2 separate regions of the Homo sapiens genome follow, and region 1 is linked to region 2. A link is a loop called in an ENCODE intact Hi-C map of the cell type or tissue named here. Cell type or tissue: GM12878. All regions are shown on one strand. Links, peaks and the distances in the headings refer to the core of each region. The heading gives the core; the rest is flanking DNA. Region 1 has its middle 15 kb from the start of LINC02325. Region 2 has its middle 150 kb from the start of LINC02304.

What was found. A loop is a pair of places that touch in the nucleus more often than their neighbours do. Peaks named below come from ENCODE experiments on the same cell type or tissue, not always from the same donor. Only the 100,000 strongest peaks of a DNase experiment are listed, where the experiment ranks them.
Region 1: it touches region 2 in a loop (8-fold over the local background); 2 of 110 quality-filtered maps call a loop at or near these places.

The regions. Positions count from the first base shown.
Region 1 is chr14:97,438,845-97,448,377 of GRCh38, reverse strand. No RefSeq gene overlaps it. Among named protein-coding and RNA genes, the nearest start is that of LINC02325, 15 kb to the left of the region's middle. RefSeq lists enhancers at 5,565-5,894, 7,804-8,304. In GM12878, for the core only: no CTCF peak of the experiment used is centred there; a DNase peak (open chromatin) is centred at 5,800; H3K27ac peaks cover 1,522 bases.
Region 2 is chr14:97,301,984-97,311,516 of GRCh38, reverse strand. No RefSeq gene overlaps it. Among named protein-coding and RNA genes, the nearest start is that of LINC02304, 150 kb to the right of the region's middle. RefSeq lists an enhancer at 4,944-5,013. In GM12878, for the core only: no CTCF peak of the experiment used is centred there; DNase peaks (open chromatin) are centred at 4,466 and 5,056; H3K27ac peaks cover 3,965 bases.

The DNA of each region.
Region 1 (9,533 bases), core at 2,861-7,860, 140 kb before region 2:
AAGTTACAGGAATGTTTACTGCAGCAATATGTATAATTTAAATAAATGAAAATAGTGAAAATGTCTAATAATTAGAGTAAGTTTATTTCCATATTAATTACAGCTTAGGTGGTTTTTAGAAAATGATTGTTCCCCCAGATATTTAATGGTATATAATATGCTGATTACTGAAAAAATAATGATGCATATATATATATATGTGTGTGTGTGTGTGTGTATGTGCACATACACACATACAACCAACTTTCATGAAAGAAATATGTGGGAATATACACATTATATATATATATATATATATATATATATATATGAACAAATAAATAGTGTGCTCCCTTTCTATCCCAGTCCAACCAAGCCTTCCAAGGGGCAGTTTGACTTTCATGGCTCAATTTCTTTATTCCTCGACCTCATTGTAAAGATTGGGGCAAAAGTAAGTCAAGGTGGGCTTGTTTGATTTCCGTGTGAGGTAGCCAGGCAGTTTTAGCAAATAAAAATACAGGATACCCAGTCCAACTTGAATTTCAGATAAACAATGAATATGTTTTAGTATATCTCAAGTGTTCAATGGGATAAACTTATACAAAAAGTTTTTCATGATGTGTCTGAGATTCAAATTTAACTGATCATCCTAGATTTGATCTGGCCACCCTAACAGAGAGTGACTGAAGAGAATAGGATGAAAATGAGCACAGTTCAAAGGACCTGGGTTTCTAATCCAGTTTGGGGAGGTGGGAAGGAGAAAGGGCAGGGGTGGGAGAGAGAGGGAGACAGGAGAGGCCTGGTGTCGGGAGTGGGGAGAGGAGCCTTGGGGAGACAGAAGCCAAGCATTTAGAAAGATTTTCCATTTCCTCTTTGGATTGCAGACTGGTGCTTCTTCTGAAAGCCACATCATGCTTACCCAGGCCAGAAAAAGGGCCCACTCAATGTAACTGACCTAGAAAGGCAAAGTAAAAGGATTGGCAGGATCAACATGGAAATGCCAAGGATGTAGCTAGTTGTGATTTTTGTGTTCTTCTCTACATTTGTCTGCATTTCCCGGATTTTCTACAATGATGGGCACAATTTGTTTTGTAAACAAGACATACATGGAACTTGTTTTTAAAACCTAACCTCACACAGACCAGATGTCTGTCTTCTTTGACTAAGTCACCCTAACTAAGGGAAAGGGTCACTCTGGGCATCCTGGCTCAAGATGCTAACACCAAACTGCCCCTGTTGGCCTCACAGGCATCTCCTACGAGACTGGCCTTTCTGTCAGATCAGGATCTGAAACACCAGGCTTGTGCATGTGAATAAATGAGTCTATCTGCTCCACCTGAATGGGTCACCACGGATCAAAATCACTCCTGACCCTGAAGAGCATCTGGAGCTATTCTTTCCAAACTGGCTAGACTTCATTTCACACCCTTGCTGAGAAGGAGAAGCCCAAAAAGCCTTCCTTGGTCAAGCCTGGGTTCACTCCTTCTGCACTTGTTCCCTGATCCAACCTGTTGCTGCCTCTGACACACCTGGTCACTCCTTGGCTCGTTCCAACTTGTTCTTTTACCCCTTAAGTTGAAGGAAAAACTCTGTGAAGTATACACAGTGCACCAGGCCCTGTATCAGGAATTTCACCCGCATCAGCTGGTTGAATCTTCTTAACAACATGTAAGGCAGGTATGAAAACCATCATTTTATAGTTGAGGCTGAGTAACAGACCCAAAGTCAGACAGCTAATTAGGTACTGGAGCTCAGATTCAAATACCGCCTTCTTTGGTATGAATACTAATACTGTTTCTACTGACTTGTTATGATAAGTACCAGCAAGTCGTTTTTGAATGAAAGAATAAAATCGGTATGTCCAGACAAGAGGCAGACATTAGCTTGGCCACAATCTTTATGTGACCTGAAGATACATTTGGTGTATCATGCATGGTGTCTTTAAAAGGTTTTAAATAGATTTCTTCCCTTAAACATTTGGAGATCTGGCATCCTAAGCCAGATGTGGGGCTTCTTTTGAAGGAATCAAATCTGGCAACCATGGGTAAGAACCTTCTAGCCTTTGAGGTTGCATCGCTTCCCCTCGTGGCCTGTCTGCAATGTTCACGTGCAATACCTGCCTCGACACTAGGGGTATTTGCAACTGCTTTCTCACTCCTACTCAAATGGTTTTGTTTTTATTTCTATTTCACTTCATTTCAATTCATTCTATCCCCATGAAATATAGTCAAACCAGGGTCTTCTATAGCCCAGTTTTCTCCTGCTTCTGATTGGCTTTCTCATTCATCTGTGAAATTTTCCTGGCTGCCTCATGTAAAGAAGTCATAGCCCCTGGTACGCACCTCTAGGACAGCCTTATAATAACACTGATCCGTTATTGAGGGCCTACAGTGTGATGGTCACTCATTCACAGTTAATCCTCAGCAGGCTCCAGGTGCTTATGGGTAAAGACAGGAGTCACTAGGCAGGCCAGCAGCATGCCTGGCCTGGGCCTTTCCCACTGGGCATCCTGCCACCACCCACACTGTCATGCCACACAAATGTCTGAGTACATGGGCTGGTCTGAGCCCCCAGGAGACCAAGACCTGCTTGAGCACCAGGAAGCCCGATCCGTCTGGGGGTCCCAGTGCCTGGTACTGAGTTTGGTGCATGGTTGGTGCTCCATAAATGCTTATGGATAGAAAGAAAGAAAAAAAGAAAAAGAAAGGAGGGTGGGAGGGAAGGAGACTGAGTGGAGGGAACATTTGCATTGACTGCCCCTGAGTATTCAAAGCAGCACCTGAAGCACACATCCTTGCAGTGGCAGTAAACAAAGGTAGAGAACAGCCCCTGGATGGTGCACGGTGCTTACGTCCCGTTTCCTCCTGCACTGAGTTGACCAGCTGTATGGAGATGACAACGTGGTCACCAGACCCACTTAGACCTGGACCATATTCCCAGAAAAACAGATGCAGTCGGCCACCATGGCATAGCAGCTATTCCGTAACAGATTAGATGCTGGAGTCCTGGAAAGTCGTTCAAGGAAAAGCTATCTCTTTCTTTCCTCTGGAAACATATCATTAGCCTTTAATTTAAGTCAAGGTGGAAGTAGAAGAGGGCAGTCATTGTAGGAAATCTGAGCAGCGATGCTTTAATCCCATTTAGGGACACTTTGAGCAATGACTTATAGATAATGAGAGATTTTAAATTCTTTGGTCAGTCTCTAGCTAAAGGCTTTTTATGGGGGGAAGAATGAGTAATTCAATGCAGATGATCTAGCCTCTTATAAGCTTTTATTAGTGATTTGTTGGACATGGATAACATAAATTTTGCGACCAATCTATTAACAACCTGAATTGGAAGTTGGTTTTCCTGCCCTCCACAGAGCATTTCAGGAACAAGTGTAATAACTGGAGGATCAATAATTCCTATTTAGTATAGTATGCGAGTTAAGTGAACAGGACCGAAGTATTTCTATTTATTGAATATCGTGTCAACAAATTTCCATTTCAAGGATAATAAAACAAGTTACAGCCAATGTCAAGGTTGTTTATCCATACAAAGCATAAACAATATATTTTACTTTAAACAAAAAAGTGCTAATGTTCTTTAAAATAATCCATATTTTGATCCACTCTGCCAAGTAAAAATAATTTTGCATTGAATCTGTCAGCTGTCAAGACACATTATGTCCCATAAAAAGGACAGCAGCTTTGGGAAGAAAAGCACCATAGTAGTAGACCTCCTCGTTTATTGAATGAAGCATGAGATTAGTTTACTCAAGGTATTCATGTAAACATGGACACTTAAAAAATAAATAGAAAAGAAAGAAAGAGCTAAATTTACCAGATGAGGAAGAAACTTAGCTGCAGAGATATTTCTAACTTATAGTCCTCACACACAGTGTGAGAAGTCTGAAAAATGAAATTTTAGTCATTAGAACCTGACAGCTTCCAGTCATAATATGCTGACATGTGTAACGGGAATTAAGAGATTCTACCAGCGGAATGAACGTTCATAATTTTTTTTTGAAGCAAATCATTTATTTCAGCTCCGTGAATCACAGTGCAGCAGCAGATCACCGGACATTTATAAATGGCATAATACAACTTTCTCAGGCTTTGTGTCCTTTCTTAAGTAGATTCCACTTAGAGACACTAATTACTGGTTGAATGGAAGCACTCTCTGTGAGGCAAAGCAAAGGAGGTCTATTCAGAATGAAAATAAGCTTCCAGGGGCTTCCAGAGGGGCTGGGACCACTGAAATTCTGCTCTTTGGTATCTTGCTAAGGTGATTTTGAGTTTTAATTGGTTCACCTTTTCAGGGAAGGACCACAGCCTCCCCCAATTCACTCATCACTAACAGACACTTATAAGTGTTCTGTGCATCACACATTGTCCCAGCTACAGGAGCACCGAGAGGATTACGAGGAGGACTTCTGTCTCATTTAACTCCTTCTGGGGATGAGGAGAAGAAACATTTACACCAGTAAACACTTGGAGCTGACACAACAGGTCAGAGATTGTCTAACACTGGTGAGCAGGAGCCTCACCTGGAATGCCAAGGTCTCGGTATAAGAAAAGGCCCTGGGGTCAGACTGGCTGGGTTCAAGTCCCAGCAACTCCATTAATAAGCTACGTGGCCCTGGCCGAAGAACTTGACCTCTCTATGTCTTACTTTCTTCCTTGGTCAAATGGAATTGATCACTGGGCTTCTTTCTTAGGGCCCTGGTGAGAATGTAATGAGTTGACTGACATACAGGAAATGTTTCTGGCACATGGTGAGTTGTTGGGTCATAGTATTTATTTGCTGGGACAATGGTGGGAGATGACGAGAAACCACCACAGAAGCTGCTAGGGAGGGACCAGGTGGTCCATAGATTATGAAGTCAAAGAGGGTTATTCTTGAGCCTTAAGATCTAATGGAATTTGCTTGGGACCTGTGGCTCCTGTCTTCTTTCTGATTTCTCCCATAGGATATCTATGCTATGCCTGCCCCACCATTGTATTTTGAAAGCAGAGAACTTGTCTGGTTCTATAAGTTTACAGCTGAAGAGGAATTTTGCCTCTGAATAAATCATACCTTGAGTTTCACCCACATCTGATTTAGATGCTATTTAGGTGAGCTTTTGGACTTAGAGTTGATGCTGGAATCAGTTAACACTTTTGAACACGTTGAAATGGAGTCAGTGTATTTTGCACGCAGAAAGGACATGAGTTTTGAAGGGCCAGGGGACACATTATTATGAGCAAATTGTGTCCCTCCACAAAAAAAAAAAAAAAAAAAAAAAAAAAATTCAAATAGAACAAGTCCTCCCAGTACCTCAGAATGTGGCTGTATTTAGAGATCGAATTTGTAAAAGGGTAATTAAGTTAAAAATGAGTCCACCAATCCAATATGACTGGTGTCCTTATAAGAAGAGATCAGGACACAGATACAGAAAGAGGGATAACTGTGGGAAGACACAAGGAGAAGGCGGCCATCTACAAGCTACAGAGAGAGGCCTCAGAAGAGACCAAACCTGTGGATGCCTGGACCTTGGACTTCCAGCCTCCACGACTGTGTGGAAATACATTTCTGTTGTTTAAGCCACCCAGAAAAGTGGAACTTGTTAATGGCAGCCTTAGCAAGTTCATGCAGATTTTTGAAAAGATTCCTCAGATACTTCTGCTGGGCCCCACAGAAGAATCTTGGTTGTTGAGAATCTTGGTTTCATATCATGTCATGCAAAGATCCTGGGAGGGCAGAGAGAAGTAGTTCCGGCCTGTCTCACGCAAACCTCTGAGAGCTGTTGCTTATCCACAGAGTGACCTCAGGTGGCTCAAGTTGCCCCTTTGGGTCTCAGCTTCTTCCCCTGAAAAGGAAGGTGTCAAACAATACCACCCACCACTACAGAGTTTTCCAGCATTGGCTTTCTGTAAAATAAATCAAATGAAGTCCTCCATCTTGGCCTTTCCCCCAGCAGTGGGGTTGCATAGAAAAGAAGACAACAGGTTAGCAAGAAAGATGTGGTTTCTGTGGGCCAAAGATCCCCAGCCTAGATGCTGAGACAGTGGGAGGAGGAGAAGATAAAGATTAAACTAGAAATCACAAACTTAGATCCAGAAATTGCCATGGGGCCCAAGACAGTATTTCACACATCTGAAAATTTTCATCCACCTGTCTATTTGCAGCGTTTTAAAAAAGTGTTTGTTCTGCTGGGCCCTTCTCTGCAGTCACCGGTGATGGGGAGAACACACTGATGTGTCTTCCGGCCCTGACTTGATGAGAAGGCAAAGACAGAACCAGGGGCACACTGCCCTGCATGAAGTAGTGGTGCTTGTGGGGTAGATCAAGTTTTGGGGGGATCTTTGAGCTGGCACTTGACGCCCCAGGGGGAGTTTGGAAACCTGCAGGCAGCAGGAAGGAAGAACCAGGGGGCTGGAGGCCACTTTGGGGTGGAGTTTACTCACTTAGGAGAGGGGAGCAAACTCAGGTATTGCGAATGCGGGTTTTTGGTCACTTAATTTGCATTCTTGCATTCAGTCTCCACCGCAAAGCCCTGAGAGGCGGGTTAAGTCATTTATAGGGTGATTAATTTTCTTGCGAGGGATGTAGGCCTATTCCCAAAGGCCTCACATAATTCAAAACTAGCACAATTCAAGATTAATTCTCTGGAGCAGGAAATGTAAAGTAGGGTTTGCATTAGTTCAAAATCTGTGCGTAAACTAAGATGATTGATACATTATAAATCAAAATTTCAGATTTGCGCTATTCAGATTTGCAAAACACACAACCACACCCTGTACATCTTTTGGGGCCAAGAGAACTGATTAGCAGGTATGAAGATGAACTCTCTATCCTTAAGCACACCTGGGGTCAGTGTGCCCAAACCCAGATCACCTCCCCTGGGAGCTTCTCATGTTCATCTCCCCTCCTGCAAGTGAGGATGCTCTGAAGATCGTTTACCTGTAGTGAGACAGGGCAATTTAGTGGCCAAAGTTTCAGCTCGGACTTCAGACAGACATGGGTTCAAGTCCTAGTTTAGCTGTAATCTTGGGTACATACTTCGCTTTTTTACCTCTTCATCTCATTTCCTGTAAAATAGCAATTATATTCATCACACCCGCTTCAGAGGGGAGCCCGCAGTGTTAAATCAGAAAACAAATCTCAAGCACATACTTTTGTGCCTGGCACATGTATATACTCAATAAATACTAGTGTTGTCTGGCACGGTGGCTCCTGCCTGTAATCCCAGCATTTCAAGAGGCCAAGGAGGGCAGATAGTTTGAGCCGAGGAGGTTGAGGCCAGCCAGCCTGGGCAACATGGCTAAACTCTGTCTCTACAAAAAATACCAAAAATAATTATCCAGGCATGATGGTGGGTCCCTGTAGTCCCAGCTAGCTACTTGGGAGGTTGAGGCTGCTGTGAGCCATGATTGCACCACTGCACTCCAGCCTGGGCAACTGAGTGAGACCGTGTCTCAAAATATAAATAAATAAATAAATAAATAAATAAATAAATAAATAAATAAATTAATAACAAACTATTAGCTGGTATCATTGTTAGTTTAGATATTCCGTGTCTCTCCTCCTTCCCTGATACAATACAGGAGAGCTACCCCTATTAGCATTCCCACTTTATAGGCCAGAAACTCGGGTGTCAGGAGAGACGAAGAGGTTTGCTCAATTTTTATAACTAGAAAGATAATAAGGAGATCAGAATCCAAGCCCACCCAGCTGCAATCTCCATGCACGCCTTCCACTCCAACTCGCTCCTGTTGGAGGGGACCACAGCGCACCAGACTATGATGACTGCAAGGCCACGGAGCAGGACTGGGCCTCTCCAGCCACTGTACTTTCTCATGGCCCTGCTACCTGTGTGACCGGTTAGCACAGATGTGCTTCGTGGACGCTGCTGGCATTTCAATAATGCTGGGATATTATGTGCTGTAAAAACAGGACATCATTGCTTACCAGGGGCTTATAAAAATAATTGCAATCCAGGCTGGCCTCTGTCACTAGTAATTTATCGCATTGCTCCTCTTTTTGTTAATGCAGTTTACACGAGTCAAACGAATTATATGTAAATTGGGGAGCATGTTAGACTTCAAGTCGAGAAGTGATATACATAGGTGTGAATAAGATATTTTCGAATTTTTCAAATCCCAAATGGAGGTGGGTGATATGTTAGTAATCGGAGAGGGTGGTGCTCAGGAATGGGAAGCGGGAGGCCCTCCCTCCAGTCTGAGAAACCAAGGGTGACTCTCCATGCTTCCGGCCCACATGACTGCTGCTGCTGCTGCTGCTGCTACTGCTCCTGCTGGAGGGGCACGTCCCAAAGGTGGCCCGGATTCCAGCTGCCCCTCACTGTCGCCAGACTGATACCAGATCTTTAGCCTGACAGTCAGGGTCCCTCCTCCTGGAGCTCCCGTCTTGCTCCTTGGCATCCTCCAATCAACCTGCTATGCTGCTGTCCTGTGCTGGGCACAACACAGCCTAGATGCCTTTGCTCCTGCCAGCCCCAAGGCCTAAAGCGCCCCTGCTTCCTCTTCAACATGCCTGCATCCTGGGAGTCCTCCTATACCCATTCCCCTCACCTGGGCTGAAACCCACTGTGATCTGTGAGAGCTCCCTTGGCAATGCCATGCTTTCTACCCAAGGGTCTGGAAGTTTCTTGAGTGCTCAGGCTGTGTGTTCACTCCTTCCATCATGGGTTCATTCACTCTTTGATTTGATAAATGATCCTTGAACATCTTCCATGTGCTATACTTTGTATAATCTTCTGAGACCCTGGTTCAAGTTCCCACCCTCACCCTCACCTCACTGTGCAAAGTAAAATGCCTATGGTTAAAAGGAAGGAATGAACAGGAAGAATTACTGTTCATTAAACCCACTTTTAAGCTTCTTATGCTATGCTGGGCCTTCTCTTTGGCCTCACACTCAATTCACCTGATAGTCTTTTGAAACATTACTTCTGCATTTTGTTGCTCAGGAAATTGAAATTGAAGATCAAAGAAAATAAGTAACTGAGATGATGCCACAGAGCAGGGACTCAACTTCAGCCACCCTCGCAACTGTACCATGGTGTTTATTTAATAAAAATCTCAGCTGTGTGCGGTGACTCACATCTGTAATACCAGCACCTTGGGAGGCCAAGCACCTTGGATCACCTGAGGTCAGGAGTTCGAGACCAGCCTGGCTAATATGGTGAAACCCCGTCTCTACTAAAAATACAAAAATTAGCCAGGTGTGGTGGCGTGTGCCTATAGTCCAAGCTACTCAGGAGGCTGAGACAGGAGAATCGCTTGAACCCAGAAGGCGGAGATTACAGTGAGCTGAGATTGCGTCACTGCACTCCAGCCTGGGTGACAGAGCAAGACTCCATCTCAGAAAAAAAAAAAAAAAAGTCTCATAAACCTACCTTTGCAATGAGTGAATGCATGACAGAAGTGCATACACCCACTGAGGACTTAATGAAAGGACATGTGTTCATTTGTATAGGAGATGGAAGGGATGGGCAACATACAAAGATCTGCTTGCAAAAACTGCTAAATAGTTTGGCCAATACATTATAAGCCAGGTCTTCTTGCTGG
Region 2 (9,533 bases), core at 1,929-6,928:
GCATATTTAAAGTATTTTTATATATTTTATTCATAAAATGTATGAATAATATACATATATTTAATTCAACGCATATTATAATTGATCCACACGTATACATTTAGGATTCATAATTATTTAAATCTTGTCTTGAGATGACCATTTATTGCATTTAAAAATTTTGCAGGTTACCCAAAATAGATGTCGCTTTGACATAAACTTCCCGATTTCTAAATCTTGCTTCCATAATGCTCAAGGCAAAAAATTTCATCTAAATATTATTGAATTCCAGCACAACATTAGCATGCAGAGATATTTACAATAACAGAGCCATTACAACTCAATCAAAAGCTGATTTCAGCCAGAATTATGCAGAATTAAATCTTGCAGGATTCAAATTATTAAAAATCAGAGACTCAATAAAGTGTGGTCTGGAAGTCCCATTTATCAAGGGAGTCGAAGTGCCTCTACAGTTATAGTGACTTTTTCATATATATTCTGCAAGAATTTGCATGCATTTTAAAAGATCAGAGTTTAATTCTTATGGAATTCAAGTAACTATGCTATATTTATAAGGCAATGGAAGCCAGCTCGGAAACTGTTCTCTGTTTCCTTTCTATATCTCACATTTTAAATGCATTGGTTTTTATATCTGGTTCCCACTGAGTAGAAAGATCTGCAATGAGGCCACAAGAATAGAGAGAATACCTTACTCCAATAAAGGCCAAATCAGGGTGCCATAGAGGTAGTTACAGGAAATCCAAAACCATTTATAAAGCTTGTCATGCAACCAACACATCAGAAAACTCCCTCTTTTCCTGTGTTTTATCAAACCAAGACAATTTATTTACTTACTTGTTATATTCCCTCTTTCAGAACATTTCATCTAAATAGACAAAGAGTAAATTTCTAAGAAAATAGGAAGAGAGACAGAGAGATACATGAGAGGGGAGGGGAGGGGAGGGCACAGGACGGGAGGGGAGGGCAGGGGAGGGGAGAGGAGGGGAGAGGATGGGTACATTACCATGAACCTTGATGTCCAGGAATCCAATTCTCTTGACAAACAGCATTTATTTAACATCATTCTGTGCCAAAGACAAAGATGAATAAGGCAAGTTTTGTGCCTGTCAGCCCCTCACAACCTAGTTGGGGTAACTGAAACATGAATAGATATTGGCAGTCTGAGATTAACGGTGACTATACAGATATAAATGAACATTCATATCAGTCAAGAATACAATCAGCTGAAAATTATTAAAAAATGAAGTCTGCCAACAGGCCACCCAGGCATAGGACAGTGACTTGGTACTACCCTAAAGAATCCAGCTGTCTTTCTACCCTCTACTAGGTCATTCTTCATGTGTGAGTTTCCGTTCTCATGCATTTTGCCTCTTGGTTGCAAGAAGGCTGCCTCACCTACAGATCTTCCACCTGCATTCCAGGAAGAAAGAAAGGGGAATGAAAAAGGTCAAAGGAGGGACACCCTGCCAGAAACTCTGTCTGCACCGACAAGAACTCTTGTCACATGATCACCCTTAGCTGCAAGAGGGTCTGAAGAACTCAGTTTTCAATAAAAGGTGAACAAAAAATGGATATTAGATAGACAACCAGCAACGTCTTTCACTGGTCTGTGGAAGCAAGAGAGAGAGGGTCTAGTAAGCTGAAATGTAGGGGAGATAGTATCAAGGAAGGTTTCTGAGAAGATATATTATTGGAGAAGAAGCCATTTCCAGCAGATAAACAGAAAGGGTTTCAAGAGAGGCAGTGCAAGACTAGTATGTTGCTTTAAAGGCACGAGGAGTGCTGGTGTGTTGAGTTCTTGTCACGTGCCAGGCACTGTGCACGCTTCATTACGTTTACTGATTACAGCAGTCCCTGGCCTCCATATTTTACTGATGAAGAAACTAAGGTCTAAAAAAGTTGTGTGATCTGTCCAAAGTCTCATGACTAATGCACAAGCTCTTTAAAGGTGGCCTAACTTCCTAGTCATCCTGGCTAGAATGTGGGAGATAAATTAAAGGGAGATAAACCTGTGCAGGAAGGCAAGATGTGACTCTTTGGCCGGGCGCGGTGGCTCACGCCTGTAATCCCAGCACTGTGGGAGGCCGAGGAGGGTGGATCACGAGATCACGAGATTGAGACCATCCTGGCTAACACAGTGAAACCCCGTCTGTACTAAAAATACAACAAATTAGCCGGTCGTGGTGGCAGGCGCCAGTAGTCCCAGCTACTCGGGAGGCTGAGGCAGGAGAATGGCATGAACCCAGGAGGTGGAGCTTGCAGTGAGCCGAGATCATGCCACTGCACTCCAGCTTGGTGACAGAGTGAGACTCCGTCTCAAAAAAAAAAAAAAGATGTGACTCTTTCCCTGCTGGATTTTTCATTCCATATTTGATAAAAAGTCATGAATACCTGGGCAGCACCAGGGACCATGCTGGATGTGGTGGTACAAAAACAAATGAAATGCAGTCCTGGCCTTAGTGTGGAGACAAACACATTGAAACGTAATTCACAAATTAGGTAACAGGTTATGAAGAACCTGGGGAGTTGCCCAGAGCAGCCCGTGATCAAGGACAGTCATTTTGCTAAGGCTTGCTGCTACGCCCATTCCAGGCACCCACATCCTGACCCCAGGAGACAGTGGGTCCACTGAGTCTTGCTCCTCTTCTCATCTTTAAAGGATGATCTCGGCCAAGCTTTCATGAAAGAGGCAGAGGGAATCAGTGAAACATCCTCAGAAAAATGACCCGAAAGCCTCCAGCAGAACTCCCTATTCAACAATTACAATCCCTCGCTCCCTAGGTTCTAGTCTTTGCTCACCACTCTACCCAAATGCTATTAATGAAACCCTTTCTCTGCTGGGCCTGGGAGCACCTTTCTCTCGGCAATTTTGGTTTTATAAAGAAACCTTTGATTAAGACTTTACCCCTGTGCCAGGTAATGAACCCAACTCTTTATGCATGCAACCTCACTCAAGTGCACCCTGTGTGCGTTATTTTGCACAGGGGTATAGAGCCATACTTTTAAGTAATTCTCAGTCATTCTGACCACAGTTGCTTTAAGTTCAGACTTCTGCTGCTCAGTGTGCACATGGTATTTCTCTAGCCCTGAATCTCTTGGTCCCCCTTTCCACTTTTCTACTAATCCTGAAGATGCTGCCATCAGGGAAACAGGGCTCTTTGCTCCTGGTCTCTGAGAAAGCCCCAGAGCCTCTGCCACTCTGCAGAGACTGCTGATATGTCTGACTTGGCAGGAAGATGGAGTTCTAGCTTGGACCTGAATAAAAGAGCTTTCCAGTGGGGCAGAAGCTATGGACTCAACAATGCTCCTTATGGATCTGTGAGACAGCTCTCGTGGACAGTGTCACAGCTTCACTGCTTAAGGCAATTGCAGGGGGTGCTGTGAGGGGTCAGGGGAATGGAAGGGTCGACATGCCGCTAGCATCCAGCCCAAAGGCATGCACACTGGGTCCTCAGAAAATGCTGCCAATGATGAGACAAAATGATGGCTGAGTGCTTATTTCTCTAGAACCTTCTGAATACATGGCAGTCCCAGCTTATGTGTGTGAGGTCACTGGGAATTCAATACCTGAACATGTTTCCTCCTTCCCTTTGACCACCAGAAAGCTTGAAACCTGTTTTGAGATCGTTCTCTACCAACTTTAGAGAAATACATGTTGAAAAACATGCATTTGTGGTAGCATTATTGCTCTGTTGATATCCTCTCTTCTTCCCCCGGCCCCCACCACGACGCTTCTCCAACCCAATGATTTGGGGCTTGGTCATGTGATTTGCTTTGGCTAATGGAATGTTAGAAGACATACCTTACATAGAGGCCTCTAGGATGTGAGTTAGTTTGGCATTTGAACTCATGCCAAGGGCCAGGAGAACATGCCCTTGGCCACTGGTCCAAGGAGAATGACAGACATGTGACAGTTCTGGACACACCTGAAGCTCAAAGCCAGGCCCAGTCAACCCAAAGCCTGATAACAAGGTAACAAGATCCCTCTCCGCATGCCAGCTGATCTACAAACCAAGGAATAAAACAAATAAATGCTTGGTGAGTGTCACCCACTGAGTTATGGGGTGGCTTGCTATGCAGCTTTATTGTGGCAACACCTAATCCAGAAACTGCTATCTCTGCCTTTCTTACTACACACTCCCATAGTCAGAGCTTTTTGAAGAATCACTGTTTCATTAATTTGTTTGTTTGTTCATTCATTCACTCACTAATTTAATAAATGCTCATTGAAAGTTTACAGCACCCGGCACTGTCCCAGGTGCCGAGGATGAAGCATGAAGAAGGCAGGCAGGGCCTGTTCTTCCAGCGCTTTCTCTCTAGTGGGTTTGCAAGTGGCATCAGCTTCTCTTCCAAGTGCTGCTGACACCTGTCCTCATGAATGTCTTCACTTTCTCATCTCAAATGATTCACTAGATGAGAAAAACAAGCTTTTATCTCACGTGGGTATGAGGAAGGGAGCAGTTCCTCCAGAAAGTCGTGAGAGACTCAGCAAGTCACAATTAAGAAGCGTTGGAAGCTCATTCATTTTGCAAAATAAAAAATCAGTACTGAACTCTGTTGACTTCTCTAAACCTCAGAGAATGAGCCATGGTTACATTCTAGATTCAAAACAATTTCAAGCTCTTTTGTATGAACAGATGACTCATCTAATACCAGAAAGGAAAGGCTAGGTTTATTTCCCAGAATAAAGCATGCAATCTACATTAAGGGCCAGGATTTCATTTGCTGTTGTTTCAAATATACAATTATTAAACATTACTTATAACTTATTAAAGTAGTTCTATCTACGGCATCAGAACCCACACTATAGCTGTTCCAGGCCTTAGGCTTCCACGTAAAGAATCATCTGAACTCTCCAAGATGCAGACCAGGTGTTCAGAGCATGCATGCTGAATAACGAAAGAAAGAATGGTTGACAGTTTCTGAACCCCCTCAGCTGGAAGACAGCAAGCCAGATATCCTCACAACAGATGGGTTTGGGCCAGCAACCCAAAACATATTTGTCAGAATACTTACTCCCCAAGGTGATAAAACAGAATTCTTGAGAAACTCTGAGCTAAGGGAAGTAAAATGGGATTCTCTGCTACAGGACTTATCAGAGGCTTTACTAGACTAACATGCACTGGAGTCCCCCAAAGGGGAACTCTGTGATGTGGTATCCAAATTCACCCAGCCTGGGAAGCTTTTTGCTCATGAAACATAAACTGGGCACTGCTGACTCAGAGCATCCATCCACACCAGCCTGTGTGCTTCTCAGACATCCCAGCATCCCCAGGTCTTCAAGAGTTTAGACAATACCAGAACCCCCTAACCAGCATGTCTATTAAACCCAACTACAATTAAAGGCAACTTGCAATAAAACCTAAAAAACAAAGACTTTCTCTAAAAAAAAAAAAACCTTCTGGATTGTCAAATGTCCTTCAGTAACCTCCACCATGGAACATACATTTTCTAAGCATGCCCCTAAATACACACATAAGGGCTTTGGTTATTTGAAAATAATGTTAAGATATATTTGTGCTTGCAATTGTGAGGTATATTTTTCCCTCCCTTTTTATATGGCAGATTTGGTTAAGGTATACCTATTCTTGTTTTTTAGTGGGTTTGAGTTTTCTATTTTCAAAAACAGCAGGTTAGTAAGAGCCAAGAGCTGTTAATTTTGCACTGGCTTGCCTTATGCACGTATGACATTCCAAAGTTGATGGCTCTTAAACACAGCCCTTCAGGTGACTTCTGTCACATCGAAAGCAGATTCAATTATGAGCTGTATGGTTCCAGTATATTTTGTTGTATTATAATTCTTTGAAAACTGGTAATTCATGCATGGCATATATGAGAACTCTCTATTAACCAGAGTATTTGATTAATGAGCCTGGTGTGTGCTTTCATCATGCTGAGTTACTGACTTTACTCCACCTGGGTGGATGCAATACCAAAACCCATTCAGTTTCCTTGTTTTGTTTTAAAGGATTATAACAGCACCGTACAACAGCAAGAACAAATACCATGGGACCTGGTGACAGAAAACGTGGGCTTCAGCCCAAGTTCTGCAACTGTATTTCCAGGATAATACCTAGTACCCAATAAATGTTCAATAAACTATTATTGGATGGAAGAGTAGATATATTGATACATTTATAAATGAAAAAATATTAGAAATGGAAGAAAGAAGACTTTCTGACTCCCCCTGTCTGTGTTCAGTGTCCCTGTTCTCTATTTTCTTAGGATCCTGTGCAGACCTCTAATAGCATTTGTGACATTACACTGTAAATGTCTTTATTTTTGGCTTCCTCATTGATTGGAGCTCCTTGAGGGAAGGGGCTTTGTTTTAGTCCTCTTTCTTTCTCTAGGATTTCATGGCTTCCAGCCCTTCAGTTAGCATCCGGTAAGTGGTAAGTATTTCTGTTTTCACAATGAACTTGCATTGCTTTAATACAATAAAAAGGAAGTAAAGTTTACATTAACAGTAATAAGAGAGAAGTCCTGATGTTGGGATCTGGGGTGAGAAGACTGGGCAGAGGAGCGTATCAGAGGAAGAGGTCATGGAGATGGCAGTCAAGCCCAAGTAGTAGAAAGAATGGTGTTGCAGTGGTCACAACCAGGGCCAAGGCAAGGGGGAAAGGCCTCAATGTCTACTCTTGACATTTTGACATCTTAGCTCTCCCTACTGCCCTAGGAAGTAGAAGATGAGAATTCACATGTGAATTTGTGCCTAGCACAGTGACAGCAATGTGATCGACACTCTATCACTATTTGTTTTATGAAAGAAGGTCCTTTTATAGAAAGAGACATAGGGTTGATTGCAAAGTCAGCTATTATAGGAACAAAAGGTACAGTCTTGGAAAGAATGTCAAGTAGGAAGGAAAGTACTTCGGTGTCAGAATTCATGTGTGACTTTGGGCAAGTCCCTTGCTCACCCTGAACCTTAGCTTCCACACTTGTAATGAGCGGGTGAAACTAGATGACCTGGAAGATCTCTTTCAAATTGTGTTTTGTGATTCTATGCTTCCAGATATTTCAATGTTGGGATAATGATAAACAATATGCAGACTGTTTACTTCATAATTTTATTCCTTAAGATCTTTCCCAAGGAAATAATTTGACATTCAGACAATGATACCTATGTACAAAGGTGATCATTTTTAATAATAGTGACACAATGGAAACACCCTCTATGTCCAACCAGAAGGAATGGCCAGGAAAAGTATGGCACATATTTATGGTAGACTGTGAAGCCGATCTTAAGATTTATGTTTAAAAAAAGGAGATGCAACATGTAGTACTGAAGAATTTGTATAGTTTAGTCCTCAGAAGTGTGGATTCCAGAGCCCAGTCCCTGCTTGTGGCATGTGTTTCTTGACTCTGTTATTTATTTGCTATTGTGAACTCGAGCAAATTATTCTCCCTCTCTTCACCTAAGTTTTCTCATCTGAAAGTAGGGGAGATAATAGAATCTATCTCCTAGAGTTATTGTAAGAACTGTGTGAAGTAATTTTCATAAAGCATATAGAATAGTATCTGACAGATAGTAATTTATAACTGCTAGCTATTATTATATAAAATATGATTGCAACAGTAACTACTTGGGAAGGAATATTTACTATCTGATTCACAGGTTACATATACTGGAGGAAAAAAAGTAATATGTTAACAGTGATGTTTAGATGGTGGAATATCATAAGATGATTTTAATTTGTTTTCTTCATATTATTATGTATTTTTCTAAAATTTCTGCAATAAACTTGTAAAAATCATAACCAGGAACAAAATAGAAACAAGTGTGATTTTCTTTTAAGTCACTCCATGTGTATACAGGCGATGGTGTGGTGCTTGGACTTCAGTAAGCCTGGAATAGAATCCTACTTTGCCACTTAGAAGCTATGTGGCTTTGGCCATGTCGTAAGTCTCTAAGCCTCAGTTTTCTCAACTAGATATTGGGGGCAGTGGGATAGTATGAGGTAACATATAGGCATATTTCAAGTTCTCAATACATTTTCTTTCATCATAGAGAAATTGTTTGGTTCTCAACATTCTTAAATACTATGGGTGATAAAATGAGTTTTAAGACAGGGCCTCTGTCCCTGAAGATCTTGATATTTCACTGGGAGCCCAGGAATAAGAAACCTAGGCAATGAGAGAAGAATAAAGTCATAGACCGTATTCCAGTATTGTGAGAATTCGGAGATGTAGATCACAGTGGTTCTAGAGTCACCTGGGAGGACTTCATGAAAAAGAAAGGACTTGAAACAGGCTTTAAATAACTTGGATATGGAAGAAATACTACTTAAGATTGTGTTCAGCAGCCAGGCCTGGTGGCTTATGCCTGTAATCCCAGCCCTTTGGGAGACTGAGGCGGGCAGATCACAAGATCAAAAGATAGAGAGTATCCTGGCCAACATGGTGAAAACTTGTCTCTACTAAAAACACAAAAATTACCTGGGCATGGTGGTGCGCGCCTGTAGTCCCAGCTACTCAGGAGGCTGAGGCAGGAGAATCACTTGAACCTGGGAGATGGAGGTTGCAGTGAGCTGAGATCACACCACTGCACTCCAGCCTGGTGACAGAGTGAAACTCCGTCTCAAAAACAAAACAAAACAAAACAAACAAACAAAAACAAACAGAAAAGATTGTGTTCAGCTACCAGAAACAAATTCCTTGCCATAGTGACTTAAACATGCAAAAGTACATTCTTTCATATATGAGAAATCCAGCTGTAAGCCAACCACTAGATCATTGGCTACTAGCTGTTTCTACTGCCATCTTCATATAATGTCACCTTATGGTCCACATGGATGCTGGAACTCCAGCCATCATAGAAGAGTTCCAGGCCCACAGAGAAGAGAATCAGGGGAGCTCATTCCCTCTGAGCTTGAGCCAGTGGCCTTTACATGGCTTTTCTATGTGTCTCCTCAAATATCATTGGCCATATATATTGCAAGAAAGGCTGTAACATGTTGCTTTGTACTCTGGAGGGCAATGTGCCCAGGTAAAAATTGACAGCCTGTTACTAAGAAAGGAGAATCAAAGAGTGGCCTCTGCCACTTGGGAGAAATGCCAGTTCAGGGGAACAACAGGGGTAAAAGCTCTGACACAGGAGGGAGTCAACACGTGGAGGACAACTAGGTATCACACATGTGCCCTGAGGGTCTGTTGGGAAGTTCCAGGAAATACTGCTGGGCTCAGACTCTGCCCATATCATATGCTGTCATCAATGTTGTCAATCCTGCATACCATAGGCTCTTCTTTCTATATATTTTCTGTATTCCCACTCAGCCCTTCCAGGGAGAGTCACCTCTCTCATTTTAAAGATAAGAAAATTGAGGCTCAGGGAGGCTTTGACTTGCTGTAAGAGCTCTACGTGGCCTCTGCTGGCTTTGTGTGCTAATAGCGCCTGTCCCCAACGTGCTACTCCCCCTGCCTTTCACTCCAAATCCAGGGCCATGTCTACACCACTGTAAGTTCCTTCCACACATCCAATGACAGTCTATCAATCTCCAGCAATTTTGTCACCCAGTTAACAGGCTCAAACATGA